Regions from separate parts of the Homo sapiens genome. Here region 2 is linked to region 1. A link is a contact called in ENCODE Hi-C or POLR2A ChIA-PET data. All regions are on one chromosome and are shown on one strand. The core of a region is the stretch at or near the end of the contact, and the rest is flanking DNA. Distances in the headings are between cores, read along the strand shown. Region 1 holds the start of FUT1 (fucosyltransferase 1 (H blood group)). Region 2 overlaps HSD17B14 (hydroxysteroid 17-beta dehydrogenase 14).

Region 1 (6,803 bases), core at 3,174-5,673:
TCTCGACAACCCCGTCCACCTTGGCCAGACCTCGTGCTCCTGCCTGGATCTGAGGCTGGGTCCAGGGTCTGCCTACCTTTAGATCGTTTTATCTCAGACCTGCCCAAAGCCAGATGTAGTGGTTCTGGGAGTTCAGGGACAGACAGTGGTTAGCAATGAGCACGGTACCTGCCAGTTTGTCACAAGCACAGAGGGTGTGTTTATACCTGCACACTTCCAGAAAACAGATCCCAGACCCTCAGCAGCCCACCTGCAGACAAAGACCAACTTCCTTCATTGTGAGAGGCAACCTGAACTCACACCCAATATATGGAGCTCTTGGCAGTTTATGAGCTTTAAAAAAAAGTGTCCCTGGATCCCTGGAAAGTTCTGCTCCAGAAGCTGTACCATTTTGGCAGTGATCCCTCACCCCACGTTCACATTTTAGCCTGTCTGCTCAAAACAAACAAAAAAAAGTCTTTGAGGGGCTGTGGGGCTTGTTGGACAGAGTCCCGCTCTGCTCACCAACTACCCCAGCTTTTCCAGAGACTGTGAACAGAGCAAGACGCTGGCCAACTAGAGATGGTTTGTTTTCCATCTCAATTTTTCCAGCAATGGTGGAACATTCATTAGATGCTACAATTAGGTTGCACATTCATTAGATTCTTCACTTGGCCCGGTGTGCTGGCTCACATCTATAAACCCAGCATTCTGGGAGGCCAAGGTGGGAGGACTGCTTGAGCCCAGGAGTTGAAGAACAGCCTGGGCAATATCACAAGACCTCGTCTCTACAAAAATTAAAAAAAATTATCCGGGCCAGGCATGGTGGCTCACGCCGGTAATCCCAGCACTGTGGGAGGCCGAGGTGGGCAGATCACGAGGTCAGGAGATCGAGACCATCCTGGTTAACACGATGAAACCCCGTCTCTACTAAAAATACAAAAAAAATTAGCCGGGCGTGGTGGCGGGCGCCTGTAGTCCCAGCTACTCAGGAGGCTGAGGCAGAATGGCATGAACCCGGGAGGCAGAGCTTGCAGTGAGCTGAGATCGCGCCACTGCACTCTGGCCTGGGCTACAGAGCAAGACTCCGTCTCAATAAATAAATAAATAAATAAATAATTAAAAAAAAAATATCCGGGCTGGGCACAGTGGCTCATGCCAGTAATCCCAGCACTTTGGGAGGCCAAGACAGGTGGATGACAAGGTCAGGAGATCGAGACCATCCTGGCCAACATGGTGAAACCCTGTCTCTACTAAAAATACAAAAATTAGCCAGGCATAATGGCCTGTGCCTGTAGTCCCATCTACTCAGGAGGCTGAGACAGGAGAATCGCTTGAACACAGGAGGCGGAAGTTGCAGTGAGCCAAGATCACGCCACTGCACTCCAGCCTGGGCAACAGAGCGAGACCCTGTCTCCAAAAAAAAAAAAAAAAAACTAAAAAGATTCTTCACCTTAGTTATCTGGATTTCCAGAACCCCATCCTGTCCATAAGGGCCCTGCAGGGTTCTTCACAGGCATCAAACCTGGTCCTCTCTAGAACAAGTCTCCCTCTAGAATCACTCCAGAAACACAGAAGGGGACTTGGTGAATGCTTGCTCTGGAGCAATCATATGCTCCTTCAGTCTTTGGAGGACCCAGGGGAGAAGTAACCCCTCTTCTAGAGTAGACCAGAGGGAGAGTTCCCCATTCCTGGGGGCAGCCATCTGGAAGTACTGTAGATATGGGCTGGGAAGAGCAGGTGGGCACTGTGGCTTCTAGAACTGCCTGCCAGCCATCAGGAAAAGATGTTTTGCTAGTTCTAGAATATTCAGACAGTTCCAGAAACGTCCCCCTTCTCTCCAACTCTCCCAACTAGAATCACTCTGGATACGGGCACCCATTTGCTTCAGGAACACCACAAGCTTCTCCAGAAGATGCCAGGCCTCTGAAGCCACGTACTGCTGGCTCTAGAAAGATCAGGCTACTTCAGAAAGTCTCCCTGGCTCTCAAGGCTTAGCCAATGTCCAGAGTGGAGACAAGTCTGCATTAATGCCCACCCACTCGGGCAGGAAGGCCGCCTCCGGCTTAAAGATCTTCAGGAACTCAGAGTCTGGCAGGGTGAAGTTGGCCAGGTAGACAGTGTCTCCGCCAGCCAGGTAGGCAGCCCAGAAGCCGAAGGTGCCAATGGTCATAATGGTGTGGTTGCACTGTGTGAGCAGGGCAAAGTCTTTCCACGGTGTAGCCTCCTGTCCATCGCCAGCAAACGTCACATCGCCCTGGGAGGTGTCGATGTTTTCTTTACACCACTCCATGCCGTTGCTGGTGACCACGAAAACGGGGGCTTCGTGCCGTGCCCGGAACCAGTCCATGGCCTGCCGGAGGTAGGCGCTGTCGCCCACCACACCCTTCCAGCGCTGAGGCATAACCTGCAGATAGTCCCCACGGCGCACGTGGACGCCGACAAAGGTGCGCGGGCGGTCCCCTGTGCGGCCCAGGCGGAGCTGACCCAGCACACTCTGCGCCTCTTCCCGAAGGTGGTCGTGCAGGGTGAACTCTCTGCGGATCTGTTCCCGGAGATGGTGGAAGAAAGTCCAAGAGCAGGGGAAGCCAGAGAGCTTCAGGAAAGGATCTCTCAAGTCCGCGTACTCCTCCGACATCCAGTCGTGAAGCTGCAGCTCCCGCCACGGCGTGCGGCTGTCCACTTCTGGGGCCAGCACGGGCAGGGTGATGCGGAATACCGGGGCCAGGGCGGCATGCATGGCAGGCAGGATAAAGGCCCGGCGGCCGTTGAGCTGGGCCAGAGCCAGCAGCGTGGCATACTGTCCCATCTGATTACCAAACCGGCCATTGGGGTAGACAGTCCAGGTGCCGGAGAGGGAAGCAGGGTGCTGGGGACAGGAAGAGGAGGCGTTGGGGCCCATCGCAGTACCCGGCAGGCAGAAGATGGCCACTGGGGGTGTCACCAGGCGGCGGTCTGGACACAGGATCGACAGGCCTAGGCCATGTGGAAAGCTGTCTTGATGGATATGGAGGAAGAAGATTACAGAGAGGACACAGACTAGCAGGAAGGCCAGGCAGAGCTGACGATGGCTCCGGAGCCACATGGCTGCAGGGGAGGAAAGGCGAATTAGCAAATGCTCTGAGGCTGAGGAGGGGAGGCTGAGGAGGGATGTGGGGTAAGGGAGGCGCCTGGGGTGCAGCACTCCTTAGTCCCAGGGAAAGAGGAAGTTAAAGGTTTAGACTCCTGGGGCTGAGGTAGGGAGAGCCTGAGTCCTAGGTTTCAGGGATGAGAGCCTTGGAATTTCGGGGCATGGGGACTGGAAGACAAGTGGTTTTCAAGATAGCCATGGTTTGGCTGGGCACTGTGGCTCACACCTGTAATCCCAGCATATTGGGAGGCTGAGATGGGAGGATCCCTTGAGCCCAGGAGTTCAAGATCAGCCTGGGCAACAGAGCACTCTTACAAAAAAATTTTAAAATTAGCTTGGCATGGGCCAGGCGCGGTGGCTCACACCTGTAACCCCAGCACTTTGGGAGGCCAAGGTGGGTGGATCACCTGAGGTTGGGAGTTCGAGACCAGCCTGACCAACGTGGAGAAACCCTGTCTCTACTTAAAATACAAAATTAGCCGGGCATGGTGGCGCATGCCTGTAATCCCAGCCACTCGGGAGGCTGAGGCAGGAGAATCGCCTGAACCCGGGGGGCGGGAGTTGCGGTGAGCTGAGATCATGCCATTACACTCCAGCCTGGGCAACAAGAGTGAAACTCCGTCTCCAAAAAAAAATAAATAAAATTAGCTTGGCATGGTGGCACATGTCTGTGGTCTCAGCTACACCGGATGCTAAGGCGGGAGGATCCCCGGAGCTCACAATGAGCCGCGATAGCACCGCTGACTGCACTCCAGCTTGCGCGACAGAGAGGGACCCTGTCTTAAAAAAAAAAAAAAAAAAAAAAAAAGAAAGTGGTCCAGGTTCCTACACCTTTCCTGAAGGAATCTCGAGTCTCCCCTCCTGTAAGTTCCGCTGATACTGGACTCTTCCACCAGCCTGTTTCTCAGGAGTACCTGTCTGTGAGGCGCAAAATCCACCACAGAGGTGGTGATGGGAAACGATAGTTCAAGTAAAACAAGAGAGGCTGGAGGGTCAGGAGCGGAAGGAGCATCTTGGTTCCTGGAGGAGTAATGGCTGGGGAGGTGGCGGAGATTCCTAGGGCCTTAGGAAGACCTGGAGAAGAGGTTGGGGGTGCACCTCCTGGTTCTGAAGGAGTTGTTCCTGGGTCCCAGGAACAACTGAGTGGGGCAGTCCCCACTTACCCGAGCTGCTTGCAGGTGGCAGATCCACAGTCCGCTTTTCGTGGCCGGAGCGCACCCTCCGCAAAGGCAGGCCACATCCGGCCGCCCCTGGAACGCCAGGCGTCCGGCTATCCGGCCCGGCAGCCCTCCCCTCCGCGCAGCCTGTCCGGACTGGCAGCGAGGGCTTGGGGAGGAGAGGAAGGAGAGGGCGCGGCCGGGAGTCTCGCAGCGTCCGCCCTCCCGGGCCGGGCGGATGGCTGGAAGGTGGAGCCCCGCCCGTCACTTGGCGCCGAGCCCCAGCGCCAGGGGCTAAGGCGATGGCCCCTGGGCCCACCGCTCCCCAGATCGGGGATGCAGGGGACCGCGCCCTGCCCCTCCGCCCCGTCATTGACCTGCGCGAAGGCTTCACCCAGGGCAGGCTACCTGGCTTCTGAGCAGCCGCAGCATCATTGCGTGGACCAGGAGACGGAGCGCCCAGTTGCAATGCTGGAGCCGGGAGGTCCAATCCGCCGCCCTCTCTCTTCCGGTGCCAGGGCTTAGAGTCGGCCCCCGACACCTGGGTGCTTCGAGCCTGGCCACGCCCCAGCGGCTGGGCAGGGCCCCCGCACCTGGTCCCGGCGAGTGGAGCGATCGTCCGCCCTCTGCCGCGTCCTCCTGGGGGATGGAGAACCTGTTTGCCAGGCTGCCGCCGGAGCGCGCGAGGGCCTCCAGCCTGCAGGTGCTCCCGCGCCCACCAGGGTCTCCGATCTCCCACACCCCCCGCCTCACCGTCCACACTCAAATTCCAGAATCCCAGCCCCTAGTCACTCCTTTTGGGGAATTCTAGGGTCCCGTGCCAAACTGCTACTTTCCAGACCTGCACTGCACGAAGGCAACCATTCCAAGGCTGGAGACCGGAGTGGAACAGGGTCTGTTTCCCACGCCGTCAGCGGGGGCCGTGGCTGCCGGCGCCAGAGACAAAGGCCTCTGCCCGCTTGTCACCTAATTAAAGCATTTTCTCTGGTCCAAGGCCCACCTCCAGCATCGCCAACCCCGAGCAGGGCAGGCTAACGTAGGGTCCAGCCCTACGGGGCTTTGCGGGTGGGTGTTCTTCCCCTGTGAGGAGAGGAGAGATTGTAAGAAATAAAGACACAAGACAAAGAGATAAAGAGAAAACAGCTGGGCCCGGGGGACCACTACCATCAAGACGCAGAGACCGGTAGTGGCCCCGAATGGCTGGGCGCGCTGATATTTATTGTATACAAGACAAGGGGGGGCAGGATAAGGAGGGTGAGTCGTCCAAATGACTGATAAGGTCAAGCAAGTCACGTGATCATGGGACAGGGGGCCCTTCCCTTTTAGGCAGCCGAAGCAGAAAGAGAAGGCAGCATATGTCAGCGTTTTCTTCTCTGCACTTATAAGAAAGATCAAAGACTTTAAGACTTTCACTATTTCGGGCGGGCGCGGTGGCTCACGCCTGTAATCCCAGCACTTTGGGAGGCTGAGGCGGGCGGATCACAAGGTCAGGAGGTGGAGGCCATCCTGGCTAACACGGTGAAACCCTGTCTCTACTAAAAATACAAAAAATTATCCGGGCGCGTGGTGGAGGGCGCCTGTAGTCCTAGCTATTTGGGAGGGTGAGGCAGGAGAATGGTGTGAACCCAGGAGGCGGAGATTGCAGTGAGCCGAGATCACGCCACTGCACTCCAGCCTGGGGGACAGAGCGAGACTCCGCCTCAAAAAAAAAAAAAAAAAGGCTTTCACTATTTCTTCTACCGCTATCTACTACGAACTTCAAAGAGGAACCAGGAGTACGGGAGGAAAATGCAAGAGGACAAGGAGCGTGACCATTGAAGCACAGCACAGCAGGATGACTGCGGGCAGGCCTAGATAATACCCAGCCTCCCACAAGAAGCTGGTGGAGCAGAGTGTTCCCTGACTCCTCCAAGAAAAGGAGATTCCCTTTCGTGGTCTGCTGAGTAACGGGTGCCTTCCCAGACACTGGCGTTCCCGCTTGACCAAGGAGCCCTCAAGAGGCCCTTATGCCGGTGTGACAGAAGGCTCACCTCTTGCCTTCTAGGTCACTTCTCACAATGTCCCTTCAGTACCTGACCCTATACCCACCGGTTGTTTCCTGGTTATATTAGTTATACAACAAAGAATAAAAGTAATAGCTAATGATTAATAATGTTTACACTAATGATTGATACTGTCCATGATCATCTCTATATCTAATTTGTATGATAACTATTCTTATTCTAACTATTTTCTTTATTATACTGAAACAGTTTGTGCCTTCAGTCTCTTGCCTCGGCACCTGGGTAATCCTTCCCCACAGACTGACCCTCCCATTCAAGATACATCAATGTCAAAGACTCAGGAGTTTGACTTGATTCCCAGAAGTTTAACCATCATCTCCCCAGGCTCGGGACTCCCAGCACCCAGACCCTTCTGCTCACACCCAGCAGTCCAGGCCCCCAGACCCTCCTCCCTCAGACTTAGGAGTCCAGGCTCCCGGCCCCTCCTTCCTCAGACCCAGGAGTCCAAGCCCCCTGCCCCTCCTTCCTCAGACC
Region 2 (6,803 bases), core at 2,697-5,196, 67 kb after region 1:
CGAGGCATCACACCCAGCCAGGAAGTTCTTTTATCCATGGAGGGGGAGATGGTTTCTATGAGGCCTTCATGAAAGGCACTCTAGACCAGGCACAGTGTCTCACACCTGTAATCCCAGCACTTTGGGAGGCTGAGGTGGGTGGATCATCTGAGGTCAGAATTTTGAGACCAGCCTGGCCAACATGATGAAACCCCATCTCTACTAAAAATACAAAATTAGCCAGGCATGGTGGTGCATTCCTGTAATCTCAGCTACTTGGGAGGCTGAGGCAGGAGAACTACTTGAACCCGGGAGGTGGAGGTTGCAGTGAGCCAAGATTGCGCTACTGCACTCGAGCCTGGGCAACAGAGCAAGACTCCGTTTCAGAAAAAAAAAAAAAAAAAAAAAGAAATGCACTGTTTCCTGCCACCGTTTCTCCTGCAATTCAACTCCCTGGCCACCTGGGAAGTCCCTAAATACTCTCTCTGTGTGTGTGCGTGTGTGTTCGTTGACTACACATGACCTTGGATAAACTCAAATTCTATCTTTGATCTCGCTTGCCTTAGAAAGCTGAGCTGGCCAGGCAAGGCCTGTCCCTGCCACTTAAGACTAATTGGTACAAGGCAGCACCCCTAGCAGGCTCTCCGAGTGGGAATCTAAATGAGCTCCCTGCCCGGTTCCCCCCACCAACTCTTTCAAGCCATTTCTGCTCCCCTCCCAAACGACCTCCACCCTTTTCCGTGCTGTATCTTCGACACACCCTGCGTGTTCAAACCTCAGGGCCTTTGAACTTGCTGTTCCCTCTGCCTGGAGTGCCTTTTCCTAAGAGAGCCACATGACCCACTCTTAGGGTGGCCAGCCATCCCAGTTTGCCCAGGACTGAAGGGTTTTTGGGGACATGGTATTTTCAGTCCACAGTGTCAATGCTAAACGGGGACTTTCCTGGGTAAACACTCCCTCAGCTCCCTCAAACCCTGATCCGAGGTCACCTCCTCAGTGAGGTCTTCCCTGGCTATACTGTTTAAAGCTGCAAGCCAGGATCACTAGCTCACACCTGTAATCCTTGCACTTTGGGAAGCCGAGGAGGGAGGATTGCTTGAACCCAGGTGTTTGAGGCCAGCATGGGCAGCTTAGCAAGACCCTTTTTCTTTCTTTCTTTCTTTCTTTCTTTCTTTCTTTCTTTCTTTCTTTTCTTTCTCTCTCTCTCTCTCTTTCTTTCAGATAGGGTATCACTCTGTTGTCTAGGCTGGAATGCAGTGGTGCAATCTCAGCTCATTGCAACCTCCACTTCCCAGGTTCAAGCAATTCTCCTGCCTCGGCTTCCCGAGTAGCTGGGACTACAGGCATGTGCCCCCACACCAGGATAATTTTTTTTTTTTTTTTTTTTTTTTAGTGGAGACAGGGTTTCACTATATTAGCCAGGCTGGTCTCGAACTCCTGATCTCACATGATCTGCCTGGCTCGGCCTCCCAAAGTGCTGGGATTCCAGGCTTGAGCCACTGTGCCTGGCCTGTCTTTATTTTTTTTAACAACAAAAAAATATTTTTTGTTTTATTTTTTGAGACAGAGTCTCACTCTGTTGCCCAGGCTGGAGTGCAGTGATGTCATCTTGGCTCACTGCAACCTCCTCCCCCCAGGTTCAAGCCCTTCTCCTGCCTCAGTCTCCTGAGTAGCTGGGACTACAGGCATGTGTCACCATGCCTGGCTAATTTTTGTATTTTTTAGTAGAGATGGGGTTTCACCATGTTAGCCAGGCTGGTCTTGAACTCCTGAGGTCAAGTAATCTGCCTGCTTCGGCCTCCCAAAGTGCTGGGATTACAGGCGTCAGCCACCACGCCTGGCCCCAAAAAATAAAATAATAAAATAAAACTGCAGTTCCCACACCCCTGGGTCCCCTTCCCTCTTTCAGATGTCTTTTCTCTGTGTCACACACTCCCTTCTGACAGGCCATATATATTTTACTTGTTTGTTCATGTTCTGTCTCTCCCACCAGCATGCAGAAACCTATGAGGGATGGTCAAGATTTCTTATTTTGTTTCTTCCCCAGCACTAAAGGTGCCTGGCACATAGCACATGCTTCATAAATATCCTTTGAATGAATGAATGGGTGAATTAATGAATGAATGGAGGACCTGGTATGTGTCCAGCCCTGTCCTCAGCAATTTACATGGATTAGCTCATTTCATCCCTCTAACATTCTCCTGTACCTACAAGAAGGAGGTACAGCTGAGAGTCCCATTTCACAAGCGAGGAGACTAAGGAATGGAGGGATGATTGACGCCCGCAGGGCATCACGTGACACCTGACAGCACCAGCATTTGCTGCTGGACAGGCTGAGACCCAAACCCATAAACAAACAACAATTTCTCACAATTCTAAGTATTAAGAACTTTAGGCCAGGCACAGTGGCTCACACCTGTAATCCTAGAACTTTGGGAGGCTGAGGCGGGCAGTCACCTGAGGTCAGGAGTTCAAGACCAGACTGGTCAACATGGCAAAACCCCATCTCTACTAAAAATACAAAAATTAGCCGGGTGTGGTGGTGCGTGCCTGTAATCCCAGCTACTCGGGAGGCTGAGGCAGGAGAATCTCTTGATCCCGGGAGGCAGAGGTTGCAGTAAGCCACAATCGCACCACTGCACTCCAGCCTGGGCAGCAGATAAAGACTGTCTCAAAAAAAAAGAAAAAAGAAAAAAGAAAAAGAGAAACCATGCTCTAATATGAACGTGAATGATGTGGGCATTGACCAGCCTCTGCCCTCCTCCTCAGGGAACCTCTCATCCTCGCCTCCTCTCACTCCCACCAGCCGTGACACCCTCCCTCCCTCCCAGTGCCCACCCCACCTGCCTTGCTCCATTTCTCTCTCAGTCTGTGCACCTGCCCTGCTGTTTAATCTCCTCCCCCACCTGACCCTGCAAACATGAGTCTCACCAGGGCTGAGACACGGATCTTGCCACCCTCACCCCAGCACGAGGCACACAGCTGGAGCTCAGTAAATATTTGTCCCACACTCCCTGAGTGTCCTTCTCCCCACACCCCTCAAGGTTGCTAAGCACCTGCTCTATATCAAGGACCCGCTGGGGGCCAGGTGCAGTGGCAGGTACCTGTAATGTCAGTGCTTTGGGAGACTGAGGTGGGAGGATCGCTTCAGTCCAGAAGTTCAAGGCCAGCCTGGGCAACATACTGAGACCCCAGTTCTTAAGTGCCAAGGTTCTGAGACAGGAGCAGGCCTGTTGTGTTTGGGAGCAATGAGGCCAGTGTGGCCGGAGGTGAGGTCAGAGAAGAACAGGGGCCAGATCACGAGGCCTTGAAGGCCCCCACTTCTCCCTTGGACAAATGCAATCAACTCCTTTTTTTGTTTGTTTGTTTCAGAGACAGAGTATTGCTCTGTCACCCAGGCTTGAGTGCAGTGGCACGATCTCGGCTCACTGCAACCTCCACCTCCCAGGTTCAAGCAATTCTTCTGCCTCAGCCTCCCGAGTAGCTGGGATTACGGGCGCCTACCACCACGCCTGGCTAATTTTTGTATTTTTAGTAGCAACGGGGTTTCTCCATGTTGGCCAGACTGGTTTCGAACTCCTGACCTCAGGCAACCTGCCCACCTCGGCCTCCCAAAGTGCTGGGATTACAGGCGTGAGCCACCATGCCCAGCTCAAATGCAATCAACTCCTAATACTGGTTCTCCCACTCTCACGCTTAACCCTCAGATTTGTCCCTCATACCTACAGGAGCCAGAGCCTATGATCTGTTAATAATACTAACAGGATCACATCACTCCCTTGCTCAAATACCTGCCACAGCTCCCTATTGCTCTTGACATAAAGACCAGATGATTCAGCATGCCCTTCAAGGCCCTGCCTGATCTGGTTCCCACCCCAATCTCTTCTTGCAACATCCCGTTCTCTCACTGGGCCCAGCTGGCAGCAGCACCAAACCCTGTCTCGCTGCCAGGCCCTCGCCCTGCCATCTCTTTCTCCACCTCCTCCACTGGTCAATGCTGCTCAGATTTCATTACTTCCAGGAAGTTTGGCTACATTCCCTGAACGGGCCAGCCTCCAGGTCACACTCTCCCAGAACCACACCCATCCCCCTCATAAAGCAAAACACACTCTTCTGAACTCATGTCTCTGTTTAGGAAGACCTGGCTGCCCAGGACTGTAAACTCCCCAAGGACAGAGCCTACATGTACCTGGCTCCCTGCCCTATCTCCAGCACCTATAACACTGCCAGGGCCAGGTGTGGTGGCTCACGCCTGTAATCCCAGCATCTGGGGAGGCTGAAGTGGGAGGATCACTTGAGCCCAAGGAGTTTGAGACCAGTCTGGACAACATGGTGAGACTCCCTCGCAGCCATCTCAACAAAAATACAAAAATTAGCCAGGCATAGTGGTGTGCGTTTATGGTCCCAGGTTTTCGGGAGGCTGAGGTGGGAGGATTACTTGAGCCTGGTAGGTCAGGGCTTCAATGAACTATGATCACACCATGGCACTCCAGCATGGGCAACACAGCAAGACCCGATCTCTAACAAAAAACAAACCGAAAAAGAACGTTGCCTGAGGCTGGGTGCAGTGGCTCCCGCCTGTAATCCCAGCATTTTGGGAGGCCAAGGCAGGTGGATCACCTAAGGTCAAGAGTTCGAGACCAGCCTGACCAATATGGTGAAACCCTGTCTCTGCTAAAAATACATTAGCCAGGCGTGGTGGCACATACCTGTAATCCCAGCTACTTGGGAGGCTGAGACATGAGAACTGCTTGAACCTGGGAGGTGGAGATTGCAGTGAGCCGAGATTGCACCACTGCACTCCAGCCTGGGTGAAAGAGTGAGACACCATCTCCAAAATAAAAGAATGTTGCCTGGCTTGGTCAGTACTTGACTAAATAGAGGACTGAATGGATAGATTTTTTTTTTTTTTGAGATGGAGTCTCGCTCTGTCTTGCCCAGGCTGGAGTGCAGTGGCGCAATCTTGGCTCACTGCTACCTCCGCCTCCCAGGTTCAAGCAATTCTCCTGCCTCAGCCTCCCGAGTAGCTGGGATTACCACCATGCCCGGCTAATTTTTATAATTTTTTAGTATAGACAGGGTTTCGGCCGGGCGCAGTGGCTCACATCTGTAATCCCAGCTCTCAGGGAGGCAGAGGCGGGAGGATAGCTTGAGCCCAGGAGTTCGAGACCTGCCTGGGCAATATGGCGAGACCCCATTCTCCACAAAAAGTAAGAAAAAAAAAGACAAAAATAAAAAAAAATAAATAAGTAGAGACAGGTTTTCACCATATTGGCCAGGCTGGTCTCAAACCCCTGACCTTGTGATCTGCCTGCTTGGGCCTCCCAAAATGCTAGGATTACAGGCGTGAGCCACCCCACCCAGCCAGGATGGATAGATTTTTTTTTTTTTTTTTTTGACAGAGTCTCACTCTGTCACCCAGGCTGGAGTGCAGTGGCGCGATCTCAGCTTACTGCAACCTCTGCCTCCCAGGTTCACTCTATTCTCCCATCTCAGCCTCCTGAGTAGGTGGGACTACAGGCGCCCGCTACCACGCCCAGCTAATTTTTTGTATTTTTTAGTAGAGACGGGGTTTCACCATGTTAGCCAGGATGGTCTCGATCTCCCGACCTCGTGATCCACCCGCCTTGGCCTCCCAAAGTGCTGGGATTACAGGCATGAGCCACCGCGCCTGGCCTCAGAATGGATAGATCTTTAAGGAACAATCCAGCTCTGAGAGACTACAACTGAAACCCCTGTGTTCAACACCTTCTGTGGATCCCTACTGCCCACAAAATATAATTTCCTTGACTATCTAAATATCCTTAATCCCGCCCTTGTTTTCCCTAGCCTAGGGAGTCACAAACTTTGGCTTGTATCAGAATCCACCAGGAAGGCCAAAGACCTGGAGATTCTAATTCAAGGGATCTGGGCAGGGGCCCCAGAATCAACATTTAAAGAGCTTCCAAAGTCACGTGGCTGAGAGAGAAGAGAAAAAAAGAGAGCTTCTATGGGATTTTGATGGTGATGGTGATGATGGTGATGATAGTGATAATGATGATGATGGTGATGATGATAATGGTGGTCATGATGGTGATGGTGAGTATGGTGGTGATGAGGATGGTGATGGTGAGGATGGTGATGAGGATGATGATAAGGATGACGGTGAAGATGCTGATGATCGTAGTGATGATGATGGTGACGGTGATGGTGAAGATGGTGATGATGGTGAGGATGATGATGATAATGATAGTGATGATCATGATGGTGATTTTGGTAATGATGATGGTGATGATGATAATGGTGATGTTGGTGAGGATGGTGACGTGGTAATGATGGTTACGATTGTGGTAATGATGGTGATGATTGTGGTAATGGTGATGATGATGGTGATACTGGTGAGGATGGTGATGGTGGTGATGGTGATGATTGTGGTGATGATGGTGATGATTGTGGTAACAATGGTGATGGTGATGATGGTGGTGATGATGGTGGCAATGATGGTGATGCTGATGTTGATGGTGATGGTGATGATTGTGGTAATGACAGTGTTGATGGTGATGATGGTGGTAATGATGGTGATGATGATGATGGTGAGGTTGGGGATGGTAATGATGGTGGTGATGTTGGTGATGGTAAATTTTAGTAATGACGGTGGTGATGATGATGAGGATGGTGATGGTGGTGATGGTGATGATTGTGGCAATGATGGTGATGGTGATGATGGTGGTGATGATGGTGGCAATGATGGTGATGCTGATGTTGTTGATGGTGATGGTGATGATTGTGGTAATGATGGTGGTGATGATGGTGATGGTAATTGTAGTGATGGTGGTGATGATGGT

Evidence for each region. A loop is a pair of places that touch in the nucleus more often than their neighbours do. ChIA-PET counts read pairs that join two places held with the same protein, here RNA polymerase II (POLR2A). Pooled maps may share reads with other maps.
Region 2: POLR2A ChIA-PET joins it to region 1 with 10 read pairs in H1. The contact joins the enhancer-like site here to the promoter of FUT1 in region 1. A Hi-C loop is called at or near these places in 1 of 168 maps with a recorded cell type or tissue (endothelial cell of umbilical vein) and 3 of 50 pooled maps. POLR2A ChIA-PET finds 5 or more read pairs at or near these places in 10 of 52 experiments (A673, Caco-2, GM12878 and 6 more).

What each region holds. Positions count from the first base shown.
Region 1 is chr19:48,748,218-48,755,020 of GRCh38, forward strand. FUT1 (fucosyltransferase 1 (H blood group)) reads right to left here and starts at 4,424. Exons shown (of 2, transcript NM_001384359.1): 1 at 4,273-4,424; 2 at 1-3,066. The coding sequence starts at 3,064. The coding sequence ends at 1,967. RefSeq lists enhancers at 2,781-3,420, 4,626-5,212, 6,529-6,803 and a silencer at 4,461-4,510.
Region 2 is chr19:48,815,657-48,822,459 of GRCh38, forward strand. The region is part of intron 5 of HSD17B14 (hydroxysteroid 17-beta dehydrogenase 14); the gene reads right to left. Among named protein-coding and RNA genes, the nearest start is that of BCAT2, 8.0 kb to the left of the region's middle. RefSeq lists a cis regulatory region at 3,772-4,292. Within about 2 kb of position 3,947, at least 20 of the 41 ENCODE cell types and tissues checked have a DNase peak (open chromatin) inside an H3K27ac peak, as active enhancers do.